Regions from separate parts of the Mus musculus genome. Here region 1 is linked to region 2. A link is a loop called in an ENCODE intact Hi-C map of the cell type or tissue named here. Cell type or tissue: gastrocnemius. All regions are shown on one strand. Each heading gives the region's core, and the rest is flanking DNA. Links, peaks and the distances in the headings are about the cores only.

Region 1 (8,919 bases), core at 490-8,489, 270 kb after region 2:
ATATTGTCTTGACTTGCAAGATTTTGTTTCCCCCACTATGGGTTAATTCCACGAGGGCCGGCTATACCCATCCTCACAGCCTGTTACAAGGATCAGTGAATATCTCAGGTCAGGTCAGTGTGGCCTCTGGAGCTGGGGTTTGTAGCCTGATCCATCTCCCTAGAGGATCAGGATGCCTGTCCACTCCGTCCCTGGCTTTCTGCACTGAGTTCTCCCTGCACAGAGGCTTCTGCTGGCCTATACCTGGCTGCCTGGCAGAGGTTGGTGCTACTTAAGAGGCATCTGGAAGAGGAAGAGCTCTGTGACTGTTCTCTGTTAGCATGTAGAATTAAAAAAAACTAACCAACCAACTAATCAAACAAACAAAGCAAAAAAAAAAAAAAAAAAAAAAAAGTAAAAGCTTCAATCTACTGTAGGGCCAGAAACTGTAGGGCCGAAACTGCACAGTTTGGACAGCTAGGGTGTTGTCAAATGAGTCAGGACAGTTCTGTCTCAACCATCCCCAACCCAGACTCATCTCTTCACAAACTCCAAACAGGTTGTTATTTATTTATCTGTGTTTACATTAATTCATTATCCCATTCCTTTAAGTTGTTAATCCAGTTATCTATCTATCTATCTATCTATCTATCTATCTATCTATCCATCTATCTATATCCATCCATTCATCTATCCACCCACCCACCCATCCACTCACCCACCTATCCATCCATCCATCCATCCATCCATCCATCCATCCATCCACCCATTCATCTACCTATTCTATCTATCTATCTATCTATCTATCTATCTATCTATCCTATCCTATCCATCTATCTATATCCATCCATTCCATCTATCCACCCACCCACCCATCCACTCACCCACCTATCCATCCACCTATCCATCCACCCATCCATCCATCCATCCATCCATCTACCTATTCTATCTATCTATCTATCTATCTATCTATCTATCTATCTATCCATCCATCCACCCACCCACCCACCCACCCACCCATCCATCTATCGATCTATCTATAACCTGTCTACCCACCTATTACCTATTTATCATCTATTTATGTGTTTATCTGTTGATCATCTATGTGTTTATCAGTCGATCGTCTATCATCTATCTATCTATCTATCTATCTATCTATCTATCTATCTATCCATCCATCTATCTCTATCATCTACCTATGTATTTGCCTATCAATCTATCAACCTATCAATCATCTATCTATGTATCTATCAACATACCATCTATTTATCTAATCTATCATAATGTATCTATTTATCTATTATCTATCTATGAATCCCTCTATCAATCTGTCATCTATCTAATCTATCATCTATCTACCATCTCTTCACCTATTATCTAGCTATCTATCCATCTATCCATTTGTCTGTGTCCACTCATCCATCCATCCATCCATCCACTCCAGAACAAGCCTGTCCTGTCTTCTGGTTCCCAGGGAATCCTGCTGTGTGTTCTCACGTGGCTCACTGTTTCTCTGAACTCCAATTCTCTCAGTATAGGTGAAGCTTGGAAACACTTCTACACACCAGGGCAGCGTGAATGTCTGTTAAAGACTGGCCGATATGTTATATCTCTAGACAGATAGTGTGAGTCTAAGTCTGAATCAGTAGAGGAAGGGGACCAGGACTCTGCCTTGCACCCACAGAAGATTCCAAAGTTTCTTTCCTCCAACATAGTGGGTTCCTGGTTCTAGTGGCTTGGAAGGTGGTGGGGTATCCTCCCCATGATGGACACATTTATACTGTGCCTTCCCACCGACCCCGGGGCTTCCCCAGCGGGCGTCACCTCCTACTTACACCCATGGATGGTCCTTATGGGTCCTTATACTTTGTTCTTCTCCATGTCCCAGCACCAGCACTCTCAGGGATGGGCTAGCACAGGGATATTCAACTAGGCCCCCAGACTGGCCCCTCTGATCTAATCCAAACCAAACCAGGAGAGCAAAACCCTTAGAGGCTGCACAGCCACGGCAGAGCCCTCGTATGGAGCTGCAGGCCTTTGGCCAGGCGCTCTGCCTTCCTTGCCTCCGATCATTCTGAGCCCTGAGAATGCTCTAGAGATGCCTTGGCTGTGCAGAACCTTTTGTAAATTGTCTCATTCCTAAGAGCCCTTCCTTCCTCAAGAGAGGGAGACAGGGGGAGAAAGGCAGAGGGAGAGAAGTGAGAGAAGAAAAGGAAGGAAGGGGTTTTTATCTGCAGCTTGAGCCTCTCCTTAGGATCAGAGTTTTGTGCACTGTTTGAATAAGGTCCACAGTTGAAGGTCACTAGCCATGCCTCTCCTGTGATGAGAGCCTGGCTTGGGAACCCAGTTCTGGCCTGTAACTCAGAGAAACCAGCTTTAAAAGCACGAGTCCAGGGTGGGATGCCTCCAGAGTATTGGCTGGAGGGACCCACTCAGGGACCCTCTCTCGGCAGAGGCAGCCTAGAGGGAGGAGAAGAGCAACAAGCCAGAGAAAGAGGCCAGGCTGGGGCTGGGACAGAGAGTCCTGAATCCCATCTCCAGGTGACTCAGTGCCTGCTTTTGACCTTGGCATTGACCTCAAGAGCCTTCTGCCAGCCTAGGATGTGCGTAGGAAGGTCTCCACACCCAGCTTTGGCTGGCCGCCTTCGGGCCAGGTCACCCGAGGCCAGGCTTGCCTCATCTCGGATTCTTTTCCTTCTCCACGCTGCTCTGTCCTGGCTGCTTTGCTCACTGCAAGTCAGCACCCGTCTGCCTTGGACTGGGTCATATTACAACCACAGCCGGGGCCCGGGGACCCAACCACGGTGTGCCAGAGCAGGTGGCTCGCCTGGGACCCTGAAGTGCACACAGCAAGGTCCACGTTCCTGAGTTTTGTACAAAATCGTCCACAGACTTTAGAATCCACCAGGACGCAGGAGTCAAGACAGCTGGCCTAATGCGACTTGAGCAGAGAAGCCCAGCCCTGCTCAAGACAGCCAGCCACAGGAAGTGACTGAGCCCAGGGCCTAGGCCAAGAGCCTTGGCAGGCCAGCTCTGCAGCCTGGGGAGTCACTGGGCTCCTCAAGTTACAGGAGCTGTTGTCATGGATACCAGTGGTTTTATGGTCTAGCAAGTGGAAACACAGGACACCCAGTTCCATTTGAGCGTCAGATCAACAGTGTAAGTCAACCCCTGGCCGTGCTTGGGAGACACTGATCCTAAGGGTCATTCTTTTCTTTTCTGGATTCTCACATACCAGGGTCCCTGGTGTTTGACCCATCAAACGATGGCCTCATTATTCTTGAAGGAAACCCCTTGAATGGAAGCATCCTCTCCCCTGTGATGTGCAGAGTCCCCAGATGTCAGGAACTCAGAGATCATTTCTCCTAGACTGTGAATGTTAGGTACCCAATACAGATGTCAGCAGTGTCTGTGATGTTGATAACAATTAATAACACTTGACACGGATGTTAGTGCTCATTCGCAGAGCGTCCGCTGTGCTCCAGACACACCCTTTGCTCAACTCTGTCACGTCTTCACTCAGGGACCCTGCGCATGGTGGCTGCATCCTGTCATCATGAACCAGGTTGTTCACAGGGCTCATTCGAGATAGATGCTACAGAGTGTGTGTCCCCCAACTGCCATGGTGGGGCGCTGTGCTGAGTGGCTTGTGAGGGTCACCTCATAAAGTGTCGACTGTTCTGTACACGGAAGTTATTCCTAGGTCATCGGGAGGTCTCTACTTTGAAAGTGGGGAAACTGAGTCTCAAGCTCGGGGACATCAATAGTCAGGAAGCTCAGATCCACAGAGAGAAGCTGGCTTCTGCCCGAGTTCCATACTCCTCTAGGCTTCTCCATCGGCCACATGGTAAGTTGGATCGAGGGTAGACAAGCTGGAGCTGTGCATGTCCCCAGCTGTGCCTAAGGGACCCTACTTCCCCTGAGAACAAAGCTATCACCAAGCCTGTCTCTGCTGCAGTTCATGTCCCAGCTGTGGCTCAGGGTCCCCCAATTCCCCTGCTACAGTGCATGTCCCAGCTGTGCCTCAGGGACCCCATGTTCCCTGCTGCAGTGCATGTCCCTAGATGTGCCTCAGGGTCCCCATGTCCCCTGCTGCAGTGTGTGTCCCCAGCTGTGTCTCAGGGTTCCCCCAATTCTCCTGCTGTAGTACATGTTCCCAGCTGTGTCTCATGGACCCCAGTTCCTCTGAGAACAGCATTATCACCAAGCCTGTCTCAGATGGGGTTGAGGTTTCCTCTGCACACAATAAAGGCCCTGGGACAAATGCTTTCCAGCGCCGATGGCTGGTGCAGTAGTGAGGAAGCTTAAAGGGCAGGGCTCTAGAGAGCTTAGAATAGTTTGTTTTTTTTTTTCATTGCTGTGAAGAAATATCCTACAAGAGCCATCAGAAGGAGAAGGGTTTTATTCTGTCCCCGATTGAGGACATCATGCCCATCAGGAAAGACAAGGCATGAGAAAGCAGACCACACATGGCATCCACAGTCACAAATGCTGGTACTCAGTTCAATTTCTTCTTTGTATCCAGGCCTGGATCCTAGCCCAGGGATGGTGGTTTTCACATTTAGAGTGTATCTCCCATCTCAGTTAACCTAACCTTAGAAATTCCGTCACAGACAGGCCCAGAGGTCTGACTCCTAGGTGATGCTGGAGACTGTCCATTCAACAACATTACCATTTTGGGGGCTGGAGAGATGGCTCAGTGGTTAAGAGCACTGACTACTCTTCCGAAGGTCCTGAGTTCAAATCCCGACAACAACATGATGGCTCACAACCATCCGTAATGAGATCTGATGCCCTCTTCTGGGGTGTCTGTAGACAGCTACAGTGTACTTACATATAATAAACAAACAAACAAACAAATGTATCTTTTAAAACAAACAAAAACACCATTACCATTTTAACCAACAGAGAGGGTTCTGTGACTTCCAGAGCTCTGTGACCTTGAACACACTCCCCAGCCCCTTGGCCCCACATCTTCTATCTCTGGAATGGGAATGATGTCAGTCTATAGGAGTATCTGAAGTCACTGTTGGGGCAGAGCTACAGAGAAGGATCTGGTGTGGGTGGCTTCTTTTCAAGGTGAATTCAGGATGCTGGAATCCAGGGCAGTGAGCGGCAGGAAATAAAGACCTGGTCCCTATGTTCAGGAACAGATGACTATGGCAGACACGGGGAGCTTGGTCCTGCTGGGAACCCCAGGGAGCAGATCAGGGTCCACACTGGGCTGCTCTCAGCCAGGTGCATGGCACCAGATGGTCATTCCCTCTTCTCCAGTCTCCTTCTGAAATGATGCCTCACAGATTGGGTGTGTCTGACCCTGAGAACCAAAGGGAGTCCTGGACAACGAGAGTAGACAGAGGTGGATCTCAGAAGTCAAGTAGGCACAGATACAACCCTAGTCACAGCTACACACATCTCTTGAAAATCCCCCTCAAGTTGAAAAATACCCTACTACTAAAACACGAACAGTGACCATAGCTATATCTTGGCATCTTCAGGAATAAATGAATGGCAACCCAGGATGAAAACCTAGGGGCTTGATCTCACTCAGAGGCTTCAAGGCTAGTGCTATCTTGTGATGTCCAACTGCTCAGAGAAGTACCCCATCCCCCATATCTCCCTGTGCTCCAAGGAGGGAAAGCTTTCTGCATTCTAAGGGAAGCTTGAAACCCTGCAGAGACAGTGCGCACAAAGCATCCCCAGAGCTTCTGCGACAGACAAGCCCTGGGTTCTCTGATTTAATATCATTCTACACTGCGGAGAAATGTGGGGCGAGAGGCCAGTGGTGGGGGGGCATCCAGGCTAAATGGCTGAGTCAATAGTGTATCTATCACCCATGAGGAAGAAACAGAAATGCCATAGAGGGAATGGCCTTTGAGGGAACCTCCCAGTGTCTGGGGTTTTATCTGACTTGTCTCTTATGTCCCTAACTTAGCCATTAAAGGGTGCCTGTAATTCTATTTTTAAGACGAGGAAAGCAAAGACTCAAGAGAAAAACAACAACTTGCCCAGGGCCACATAACAAGGAACCGGCAAAGTCAGAATGAAGGACAGAGTCCATGCTAGCACTAAGAGAGAGGCTACCAGCTCTCTACAGCATGCCACTAGGCCTCAATACTCATGGGGTATGGGGGCCTCGCTGAGGTCACTTCATGGCCTAGTGTCCTTTTCCCCTGGCCTCAGGAGCCATGTGGCTTCAGTGGAGTACCTGGACTTGGTGCCTTCATCTGTAAGGCAAAGGCACATGGAGACCTTGTTTACTGGCACCCGTTGAAAGAGGGTGAGGTTGGGTTAGGGCTAGGGCTAGGGCTAGGGCTAGGGCTAGGGCTAGGGCTAGGGCTAGGGCTAGGGCTAGGGCTAGGGCTAGGGCTAGGGCTAGGGCTAGGGCTAGGGGTAGGGATAGGGATAGGGATAGGGATAGGGATAGGGATAGGGATAGGGATAGGGATAGGGATAGGGATAGGGTTAGGGTTAGGGTTAGGGGGTCACATTGGGACTGATCTGCAGGAGGCAAAAAGGACAAGGCTTCCAGAGCCATCCCGTAAGTCAGACAGGAGCAGCCAGGTGAGCTGTCTACAGCGCCCCATGTCTTCCTCCCCAGCCGTCTCAGGACTTAGTAGGGTCTGCCAAACGCAAGCACCCGGGTTCAATCCTCAGCACAGCAAAACCATGATAATTATAAAGCCCACCCTCTTAGTGATATCCTTCCTCTACAGCTGCTTAGTGGAAATCCCCAGGGTCCCCTGGTGTGGGAGGAGAAGTGTCGTGTCCTTCCTGGGGCTCCTATGTGTGGCGTGCAGTGAGCCAGCCATAGCTGGTACAGTCCTTTGGAGTTAGCCAATCATAGCTGGTACATGTAGCCTGGTAGCCTAGAAAGTTAAGTAGGCAGAGGCAGGAGAGACAGGGCTCTGTCTTCCAGAGCCCATGGGCCCTCTACCTCAAGGCTCCTTTTGACCCATGTAGAATGGAGCTGAAGGCATACAGTGGATTTATCTCTCCCACACACCCACCTTGATCCTCACCTTAAACACACTATGGCTGTGTCTGTGACAGCCTATCTCTAGAACACTCCATGGGGTAGTCACTTGTCCCCATACAGGGATTTGAACCCATGGCCTCAGCATTAGCAACACTACCTGAAGCTCAGTCCATTTTTTTGTTTTTGTTTTTTTTCCTTTTGCTTTTGGACAGAGGTTGACTGAGTTGCCCAGGCTGGATTTGAACTCACTCTGTAGCTTGAGGAGGGTTGATTGAGCTCAATCCTCCTGCCTCAGCTTCTTGAGTAACTGAGAGTTTGGGGCTATAGCATCAATTCAGTGAGAAGAGAGAGAGAGGAAGGGGAGAGATGGGGGCAGCAAGGATGAAGAAAGAAAGGGGGGCAGGGAGCAGCTTCCTCTGGCTGCTGGAATGAGTTACCTCATAGCCAGGTTTCTGGGTCAGGGATGGGGGTACGTGAAGCTCTCATGCAAGACTTTTGGCAGCCGAGCCAATTGGGTTCCTAAAGATTATTATTTTAGCAAACCCATCTTGGATGTGTCCAGAGTCGGCAGGAGGCTCTGCAGTGCTCTCCAAGAAAGTGCACGGCTGCTTGGGTTCTTATTTCAGTCGGGCCCAGGGAGGGGTTCTGTTTTGCTCAGCTTGTGTTTCTGGAAAAGCTGGCCCTTGGGAGGAGCCTGGGTGTGGATGGAGAGCTTGGTGGGTCTGGGGAGGATGGGATGGGGGTGGCTGCCAGACCTGGGTCTCCATTCTGTGTCTGTTCTTGAATCGGGGACCCCAGAAGGAAGTCAGGCTGAAGATCATGTGCTGGGGTCCTTATGCCTCATTCCTGAGCAATATTATCTCTGGGTCTCCAGAGCCTGAGGGCGACAGGAACTGGGGTTGATGGCTCTCTGTGATTGGCTATCACCTGGATGTTGCTGGCCCACTTATTGCCTCAGTTTCCCTCACTCGAATAAAGAGGCTTGAAAGCTTATGCATGCCCTGTCCCTTGCCCTTCCTTCCAACGTTGCTCCTGGCCACTCTCTCCTTCCCAGGCCCCCAAAGAAGCACACCCACCTGCAGCCCCAGGCCCCTCCTTCGTGTCTGAGAGCCTTCAGGACTTCAGCTCTCTCTGTCTCATCGTCTGGGTATCCTAAATAGTACGTTCCCTGACCTCCTGCATGAGTCAGAGGCCCCACAGTGAATTCTTGTCTCTGTTCCCCATTCCTCTAGCAGGACTGCACTAGGAGGTCTGTGTCCCTCGTTGACCCCGAAGCCACCTCCTTGTTCCTTGTGGTACCCAACAGGGCACAAGGATAGCTTCCCCAGGGAAGGTTACAGATGTGTGTCTCTCAGCCAAGGACAGAGCCCAGGACAACAGACAGACAAACAGATGGATGGACGGGAGGCTCCTGCTCCTTGTTACAGTCAAGTGCATCATCTCTGTCTGAGCCTGCCACCTTCAGTATTTGGTAGCCACCCTTCAGATGATGGAAATTCCATTCTGACCTCTTTCCAGGCACGTTCAGAATCTCTGGGGTTGAGACTTCTCCAAAAACTTCTGCAGGATCCTGGTGGGAAGCTCTCTCCTCTCTCTGCGTCAGCTTCCTGGGGGACCCACCGTTCCTTCCAGCCCAGAGCGGCATCACTGTCTACACATCACAAGCCTGGGTTGGTGTCGAGTGTCTCTGACTTTGGAGTCTCGAGCCCCGGACTTAGTTTTATGGGCTTTGGCTGTCGAGGGCAGCCGACGACTCCATCCATCAACCGGGGACTGCTCTAACACTAATGGTGAATTTATAGAAGTGGTTAAACAAAGTGTTGACAATGCGGACGGTGTGTTTCTGATTAACACACGATTCCGAGGGAAGCTGCCATCCGAGGGGGGAGTCAGTAAAACACAGCAGTGAATTCCCAGGCCCCGGAGACTCCGACTAGACTGGATCACCAGAGGTTGCGCAA
Region 2 (8,919 bases), core at 445-8,444:
TTGCTTGCTCACAAACTTATTCATTGATTCATCCACCCACTCATTCACTCACCCATTCATTTACTCATTCATTAATTCATCCACCCACTTATTCATTCACCCATTCATTAACTCACCCACCCACTCATTCACTCACCCATTCATTAATTCATCCATTCACTCACTCATTCATTAATTCATCCATTCATTTACTCATTCATTAATTCATCCACCCACTTATTCATTCACCCATTCATTAACTCACCCACCCACTCATTCACTCACCCATTCATTAATTCATCCATTCACTCACTCATTCATTAATTCATCCATCCACTCATTCATTTACTCATTCAACTATTCATTCACTCACTCATCCACACATTCTTTTGCTCAGTTATTCGCTCATCCATTCACCTATTCACCCATTTGTCCATTCACTCAGATCCACTAGTTTGCTCACACACTAACCCATTCATTTATTCATTTGCCCACTTGGTTGTTCATTCACAGGAGCTGAGCCTGTATATGCCCTGGGTCTATTGTTGAACCTTTTGAGAAAAACCCCTGCTGTCCTGGAGCTGGTTTCTTGGGGGCCAGTGCCAGGCACCCCGAAGCTATGGTGGGGTTGTGAGCCTGTCAGAGGAACACCTACAAAAGGGAGCAGTCAGGACTGATGCTTGTGCTGGAGGAGGGGAGAAGGCAGCAGGAAGGGGTTGGCATATTCAAAATCCATGAATTTGAATAGTGGAAATGCTGGAGGTCACAGCTGGAGCAGTGGCACTGGGGCCTGGGGTCAGTGGGGGACAGAGAAGAACACTCAGGAGGGAAGGTATTGCCCCTAAGAGGAGGGCTCAGTGTGGCACTGGAGGTAACAGGAGATATAGAGTTGGCAGTGTCTGGAACTCCTGGGAGGCATGCTGGTGCTGAGGGCATACCTTGACCTTGGACTCCAAGGGGAAGCCATGGTGGGCAGGAGGCACAGCTGTGCAAGGATCAGTCTCTGAGCTCTCTGCCTCAGAGGCAAAAACTGGTTTTGACAGCAGCCAGGTGCCTCCTGTGTCTGGGTGGCCATGCTCAGACCTTCCATCTTCCCTGATGGCACAGGGTCCCTTCCTGCTCCAGAGTGGGTCTGGGAACCCAGAAACGTGTTCAGCGTGGTGGGGCATGGAGGCCAAGGGTAGGAACCAGCGATCTTCTGCCTCTGTCCCAGTCTTTGCCTTTACCCAGGCTCCTGTGCTATTCACACGGTCGATGCCTCCCTCTGGGGAGCCTTCCTTATCCCTCCCACCAACACCATCAGCTTTTTGAGCACCTACTACATACATCCTAGGCCCAGGGAGCTGGCACACAGCTACAGGCAACCCCCCACATCTGACCTCAGGAATGACCTAGAAAAGGCAAAGGAGCCAAGAGGGGTAAGAAGGGAGCAGTCCTGGGAGTGTGAGGACCACAGTAGGAATAAAGGGAAAGCAAGCAAGTGTTCTGGTGGCCAGTAGGATGTCCACCATCCTGCCTTGGCTTCATCCTTCCCACATTGCTTGTCTCCTCTGCGCTCAGGATATGGGGCGTGACTAGACTGTATTAAAGCGTTCTGTAAGCATGCTCCTCCCGGATGCATGTCCTGTGGGTACGTTTTTGGCTCAAAGTCCTATTTTGAGCCTGATCCTTGTTGATACGTGATGCTCCAGTTGACACAAGGCCACGGCGATGGGCTATTCCACAGCACGGATATGTCACTACACATTGGGTCATCCTCCCAGTGACGGGTGTGTAGCTGGGTTTTTTCCCCCTTTACCACCCAGGCTGTAGGAACTCCTGGACCAGTTGACACCCCTGGCTTCCCATGCTTCTAAAGGAAAAGCACCTGCTGACAGGAATCAACAACAGCTGCCGGACGACACCCGCATGGCCCCACAGTGACAGTGGTGACACAGTGCCCAGGTCCGGGTGTCCTTCCTCCCAGGGACACTCTAGGTTTACAGCTCAGCCCTTCTTTCCCTCTAAGAGACAGACTATGGCATCGCTCTCGCGTCTCAAGTCTCTGGCCACTCTGTGAAGAAAGAGCCAATGTGAGCTCACGGCCATGGTCCAGTTCCCTCCCTGCCCTGCTATAGGTAGAGTGGCTTCCACCACATGCCTGAAATGCTCTCAATGTGGTCTGGACTCTGAGCATCCACCCCAGCTGTTTCCTTTGCCCAGAAGCCTTTCCCTACACCAACCCTATTTCCCCCTTTGCTTTTACAGTCTAGCAGGGGGACACAGCGCAGAGACATTCAATAACTTGTCTGGGGACCACAGCAAGAGTAAGCAGAGTCCCCTGAGCCCATCAGCAGCACCATGTCTCTGTGGTACACACCAACTACTCCAGCATCACCAGATCCACAAAGGCTTGGAGATGACAATCCAACCACAAAGTGTGCACGTGTGTGTGGATATGGATGTGTGTATGTATATGTGTGTGTGCATGTGTGTGTTGTGTATATATGTGTATTGTGTGCATGTGTGTGTGCATGTGTGTTGTATGTATGTGCATGTGTGTGCTGTGTGTATCTGTATGTGTTGTGTATATGTGTATGTGTGTTGTGTGTATGTGCATGTGAATGTGTGTGCTGTGTGTATATGTGTATGTGCATGTGTGGTGTGTGTGTGTTGGGGCTGAGGCCCAGATAGGAAGCAAGGCATGCCCAGGGCACTCAGTGGGCTGTCTGCAGGCCAAGCCAAGTTCTTTCCATCTGCTGGACTCCTAGGACTCAGTTCCCCAGCAGGGTAAGTGTGGTATGGGTGTCTGTCTCATTTCTCTCTGTGTTTGGGATGTAGCGGGAAGGAGCAGAAGCCTGGAGCAAAGGCTTGTCACTGCTCACAAGGATCTGCTATTCAGGTCACTGGCTGGGGCCACGAGGCAGGGAAGGAGGAGGGTCAGCTGGCTGGACCATAGGGGGGCTGCAAGGCCCCAGGAGCTGTCACCGCTGACTGATGGATAGGGACAGCTTCCAGTCACTGGCCATCCCGCCACGAGCCCCGTGGCCATCTCTGTGGCCGCCCACTCTGGCCTCCAGCCCAGAGCTTTGCTTTGAATGTCCACAAGGTCTTTGTTCCTGATATGAAGCTAGGCCTGAGGGGCTGAGGGGCCCCTTTCAGGGGAAAGAGCTGCCAGCGGTGGCTTTCCCTGCCTGCAACCCCCACTGTGTCCATCTAACCTGCGGGCAGGAGGGGCCAGCTGGGACAAGGGATCTTAGGAAGGGGAAATGGGGGCAAATAACCACCAAATTCCACCAAGCAGGGACTAGGGATCACGCCTTTTAAGACTGTGGTAATCAAGGCACAGAGAGGGCAACAGTCTTGAGAGGTCCAACAAGCTAGAGGCAGGGTTTGAGCTGACTCCAAGGCAGTCCGATGGTGCTGTGCGGTGAGCACCTGTTGGGCACCTGGCTGACTTGTCTCTGCAGACAGAGCCATTTCTGGTCACTCTGCATCTGACTGTGCCTCCTCAGACAGGCCGGTTCTTTGAGCCTCAATTTCTTTTTTTCAACAAGCGATATTTACTTATAGAGGACCTCTTGTGCTCTCAGGACCCTGGGGAGATACACATCAGATACAATCTCCAGTCCCAAAGCACCCACAGGATCAGATAAGTCAGCAGATAGCATGTGAGGGATGAGTTGTGCTTGGTGGATAGAGGCAGACACGGGACATAAGCAGTTCCACTGTGAATATGGCTCCTAACAAATGTCTTCAGAGAGCAATGTGGGTCTAGGCAGGGGTCACTGGTGGCTGGGATGAGCCAGTGGAAGAGCTGAGGCAGAGGCAGTGGGGCAGTGAGGTGTCCAAGCAAGAGATGATGGGGGCTGGTTCCCCACCACCTTGTGCAGGCTGAGCTATGGTTCAGGGATGGTGAGGACACCCATTATAGATTCATCCTATGACCTCATGGTTTCCCTCCAGAGGGGTAACAAGGTTGCAAATGGTCGTGACAGTTGGAAGGTTCAGTTACTTGGTACCCATCGGCTGCAGGTTCATGGACAAGAAAGTGGAGCCTGAAGCAACCACAGAGGGAAAAAGAGAATCAGAACTTGGTACATGGGAGGCAGGAGACTAGTGTGAGACACTTGAAGGTGAGAGCTGGGTGCTGTCAGGAATGAATTGGTGCCACTCAGATGTCACCAAATAAGCTCAAAACTATCAGATGTAAAGGCTGAGTCAGGAGGATTGCTGAGAGTCTAAGGTCAGGCTGGGCTAAACAGTGAGGGGAATTTCAAATGACAAATGTTATAATTTACCAAAAGTTAAAACAAATGATACAATGTATCAGAACCACCATCCAGCTTGTGCAGGTAAACGTATGGGACCTGAGTTGTATTGAACACAACTGTTATTAAAGAAATGGACAAGCAAATGGGGGCCAGCCATGGGCGGGAGACGTATCTCAGGGGGCATGAAGGTACAGTGTGAAAGGTTTGTCAAATAGTGACCAGGTCACTCCATCCCTTCTTAGTGAACACGCTACCCAGAGCCTTCTGGGAAAATCCTGACTGATTTGCTGTGTGTCTTTTGGAAAATCACATGACCTCTCTGAGCCTTGGTTTTCATCTTCTATGTATCAGCTATCTGTTGAGGGCCCGAGCTGCTCAGGGGGTCAGAGGCTGCGAATGCTTTCTTTCAGTCCTTGGCACACTGGAGAGGACACAGGGGGGCCGGAGGGCCTGGAGGCCTGGCCGAGTTTGGTGAGATGGGGGAGGGAAGGAGTCTGCACTGGGCTGAGCCAGTCTCAGCACAGGGTGGCGCCCAGTTTGGCCTGGCCCCAATGCCCTTACCCCCTCTCTCCCTCCTTGCCCTCTGCTGGAGCTGGTCACGGATCCCATTCTTCTGGCAAATGATCTCCATGTGTCTCGGGTTGGGTTTCCCCTCGTCTGGCCCGTCCCCCTTGGGAACCTAGGCCCCCCACGGTCTGACCCCGAGAGGGGCCGGCAGGACGCGCCTGGCATCTGGTTTAACCATCAGAGCCGGACTTGTTTCGGTTTTAATGACCCGTGGAGCCCTCAGGAGAGGGAGTGAGCCCGGGATGAACAGGCACAGGAGGTGGGAGGGCGGGAACAGGACACAGCAAACAGATTAATGGGACGGGCAGAGAAAAACGCTCACTCACTCCTGCAAGCCTTGCAGGGAAGAGCTTCCCTTCCCACATGGGCTGCAGCTGCATGCGCTCCCTTGCGTGGCTCCTTCACTTGGCCTTTCTTCTCAGTGTGTGCTCACTAGTCCTCTTTCCATTGGTCCGCCAGCATCAGCCCTGCACTTTCCCTTGCCTCACGTCCCGGGGGACCCTACTTCGACCCCCATATTGGCTCTTTCTCAGACTTATGGGTGACATGGAACAGTGGGATTGCTTCTGCTCAACCATTGTGCAAGTGAGCAAGGAAGTGGTGTGGGCGGTGGGGATCATGCTTATTTGGTCCTTGCTGTCACCTGAGCTGCTGGTGCCTTCTTACAAAGGAACCCTACAGGAACCCTCTACTGGCTTCTCACAACCCTGGTTGTGGCTGTCCTCCTACTCTGAGGCTGAGAAGAGGCAGGTTCAGAGAGGTTTGGTTACTAGCTCAAGGCTGCACAGCTGTTACAGGTCACACCCTGGATTCATGCTCTCCTGATTTCCGTTCTTGAGAAAAGTTGTGTGGGAGGCAGAGAGCCCTCTGCCCTTTTAACTGTCCTTTGAACTGGGACAGTTTCTAAGTGCTCATTCAACCCCAGCCTTGCCTGTCTTCTGGGCTCCAGATTCCAAATCTGACCACAGAGAGAATCGTTTTGTTGTTGTTGATGATGATGATGTTGTTTGGGGGAGCATATAGGGTGAGAAGATGGGCTCCAATTTCTCAGAAGGGTAAACTGAGGTTCAGGAAGGCCAATGACCCCAGGGGAGGCTACAGCCAAGCCAACTCAGGGTAGAATTCAATTCCAGGCTTTATTTATGGCCCCATTTCATAGTTCATTTGGGTTTATTTCTATCTCAGTGTGAAGCTGCCCAAGGATGTCTCGGATCTTGTCATCCTCAGATCACAGCCACGGGGTACAGTGTTAGGATAGATGGGGCTTGCAGAGGCAGGGGGATTGCTGAACTTCAAGTCTTCTGTCTGTCTCCCAGGAGCGTGATGACCAAATCTCTTCTGTCTAATGGGCACAGCCCTGTTCTCTGTGTGTTCTGGAGGGCAAAAACAGGTTGATGGTGAAATCTGTGCTGTGCTTGGAGTGGAGCCTGGCACACACAGGCGCCTACCACCATCCTGCCTGTTGGCAGCATGATGTATCGCCATTTCTGATTAATGGTGGCTTGGCGCGGCACCGGCCAGGCCTGGGACAGCTTTTGGAACAGAAATAGCTTATTGTCCTGGGACCTGGGGAAGAGCAGGGCTATGGTGCCAGCCTCTCCAAGCCTCGATGTCCCTGTCTGTGGGATGGGTCAGGCCCTGTCCTCATCAGTTGGAGCTCTGCCTGCAAACTGTTCAGGAGCAGATGCCAGCTCAGCTCTGCTCCTGGGTGGGTGATGGCCAAGATTAGGTTTCTGAGCCTCTATGCCTGCTGGACTGGAGAGGGCCTCACTGGTCCTCCATCCTTACTGAAAATAGCCTTGCAAATCCCTCTCGTAAAACCCCAGCCTCCCACCCCAGGCCTTCCAGGGACATACCAGAAACTAAAATAGAGTTGAGATCAGCTGTACCCTGACTCCGGTACCCACCTGACTTGGCCGGCTCCTCTGCAGCTCTGCACAAAGTTCTAAAGATGGCTATCAGGTGGGCCCATTTTCCATCCCGGTTAGGTAGTGGCCTAAGCTGTTTCTGGGGACTCAGGTCAGAAGTCAGAAAGCAATGGGGGCTTCTGTCACCAGCTTAGAAACCCTCAAACACACATCTGAAGCAATTTATTCCACTCTGGCCTATGAACCTGGGGGGCTGGGCTAAGCTGTTTAGTTGTGTTATGAAGGCTGGTAAAATCATGAATTGAATAGATGGATGGACAGATAGGCATATGAATTGTACGGATAGGTGGGCAGACAAACAGATGGACAGTGTCTGCCCAGCTGCATAGAAAACCCTGGACTTTCTTTCCTCTTGACTGGGACAGAGGCTGGATTACCTCAGTTGAGCCACACCATGGTACCTTCCAGAGGCTCAGAGCTGTTTCTGCCTCATGTCTTCTCAGGGATCTACCTCCATAGCACACCAGGAGCTGCCGAATGACCAGGTGATGGATCAGCTGAGCACCTGTGTGACCGTGACGGCAAAGCTGTCTGCATGGTGTGTGTGCTGCACACCTGTCTGTAATTTGGGCCTCTTGTGGTGCTCTGTTCCTGGGAATTCCTGGCCCCTAGATTTCTGCATATATGGTTCCTCCTTCTCTCCCATCCCTAAGCTCCCTCCTCCTCCTCCTCCTCCTCTTCCTTCTCCTCCTCTTGCTCCTCCTCCTCCCCCTCCTCTTCCTCCTCCTTTTCCTCCTCCTCCTCTTCTTCCTCTTCTTTCTCCTCCTCCTCTTCTGAGCACCACTGCTTTGTCTGTGGGTGTCCCCAGTTGTCTACCCCAGAACCTTTTAAGTCCTACTAAATGAACTTGAAGTATGGGACCCAGGAGGTGATGGTCACATGACTCTCCTCATGCCTCTAAGAAAGCTGGGAATGTTTGCTGAATGAATGTATGACCTTGCTGAGCAATCTCAGTTGAGCCTTCTTTGAGTGTCGATTCTGAGCTCTACTGTAGCTCCAGAACTCAGGGAGAGGCTCCATGGACGTGGGTGAGTCCCTTCACCCCGAACTTCAGGGTCATGTCTGAAACAGGGCCTCTTATGGGATTCTGCAGGCCTAGGAAGGTTGACTCCTCAGGCAGGGCCACAGGCTCTGTTTACTGTGCAGCAGCTGTCTCTAGACATAGGCTACATTGCAAGGGCAGAGACACCCAGCTACCCACCCAGCTCACTCAGGGAGGGAATGAAGCATCCTAGGTCCCGAGGTGAGGTGGAGGGGTGGAGGAAGGGCCCCAAGTCTGTCCCATGACCTCTCAGACATACTAAACTCCAGCACAGATTCCCTCAATAGCTCAGAACTGTTAGTGGCTACACAGTCACCACACAATCAATGCTTCTCGCTGACCAACTCCTCCCTGCGTGGTGATGATGATTGCTAGGTTACCCTCTGACCCCAGCCCAGGAGGCAATATTCTGAGGAGTAGAGAGGCAACATCCCCCACACTAGGGTGACGGAGCCCCCAAATGATGCCTCCTCACTGTACCTCAGCGTTTAACCCTTCAGGAGATCCCACTGTACAGATGGCCGAGGAAGGGGCAGAGGTGAGAGGGTTTCAGGCCCCTCTGCTGTGGCCCACAGAGACACATGGTGTCAGGGTTAGCCATGGTCCTCCACGGAGGGCCGGTCACCCTGGGTTCGGGAGGGCTTTCTCTTTCCAAATGGGTGGGTCTTTGTGTCACTCACGCTTAGTCAGCCCACAAACATTTACTCAGTCCTTTCTTGGGGCTGGGGTTGGGTAATACAATATTGCTGCAGACAAGAGAGAGCATGTGCAGGGACGAAAGACCCCCGGGAGCCTATGTCTCAGTGTGTGTGCATGTGTGAAGTCAGGGCGGGTTTTAAACTGAGGCCCGAAGGACTCACAGGAAGTGCAGAGGGCAGAGAAGCCAGCAGACACATCGGGAAAGGTATTCCAGGGCCAGGCGGTCCATGAGCCAGGTGACCTGGCTCCTCCAAGTCTGACACCCCTCTGTCCTGGGTGACTCCCACCTACTCTTGATTCCCACTGATGAGTCATTTTTGGGAGGCCAGCCAAGTCTGGAGGATGGGTAGCAACCTCCTCTGGGTCCCCACAGTTTTTGCCACCTCCTTCCTGATTTGCCTAGAAGACTATGAGCTCCCTGGAGCACAGTCATCCATGGATACTATTGTGA

The links. Peaks named below come from ENCODE experiments on the same cell type or tissue, not always from the same donor. Only the 100,000 strongest peaks of a DNase experiment are listed, where the experiment ranks them.
Region 1: it touches region 2 in a loop (2.4-fold over the local background); 2 of 42 quality-filtered maps call a loop at or near these places.

Annotation. Positions count from the first base shown.
Region 1 is chr5:111,797,189-111,806,107 of GRCm38, forward strand. It overlaps Gm36535 (a long non-coding RNA gene), which reads left to right. Exons shown (of 2, transcript XR_003955955.1): 2 at 3,683-8,919. Among named protein-coding and RNA genes, the nearest start is that of Gm36535, 8.3 kb to the left of the region's middle. In gastrocnemius, for the core only: a CTCF peak has its summit at 3,591; DNase peaks (open chromatin) are centred at 2,676 and 2,963; H3K4me3 peaks cover 1,310 bases; H3K27ac peaks cover 7,053 bases.
Region 2 is chr5:111,526,304-111,535,222 of GRCm38, forward strand. No RefSeq gene overlaps it. Among named protein-coding and RNA genes, the nearest start is that of Gm36223, 21 kb to the left of the region's middle. In gastrocnemius, for the core only: a CTCF peak has its summit at 4,754; DNase peaks (open chromatin) are centred at 2,999, 4,871 and 6,446; H3K4me3 peaks cover 1,116 bases; H3K27ac peaks cover 7,796 bases.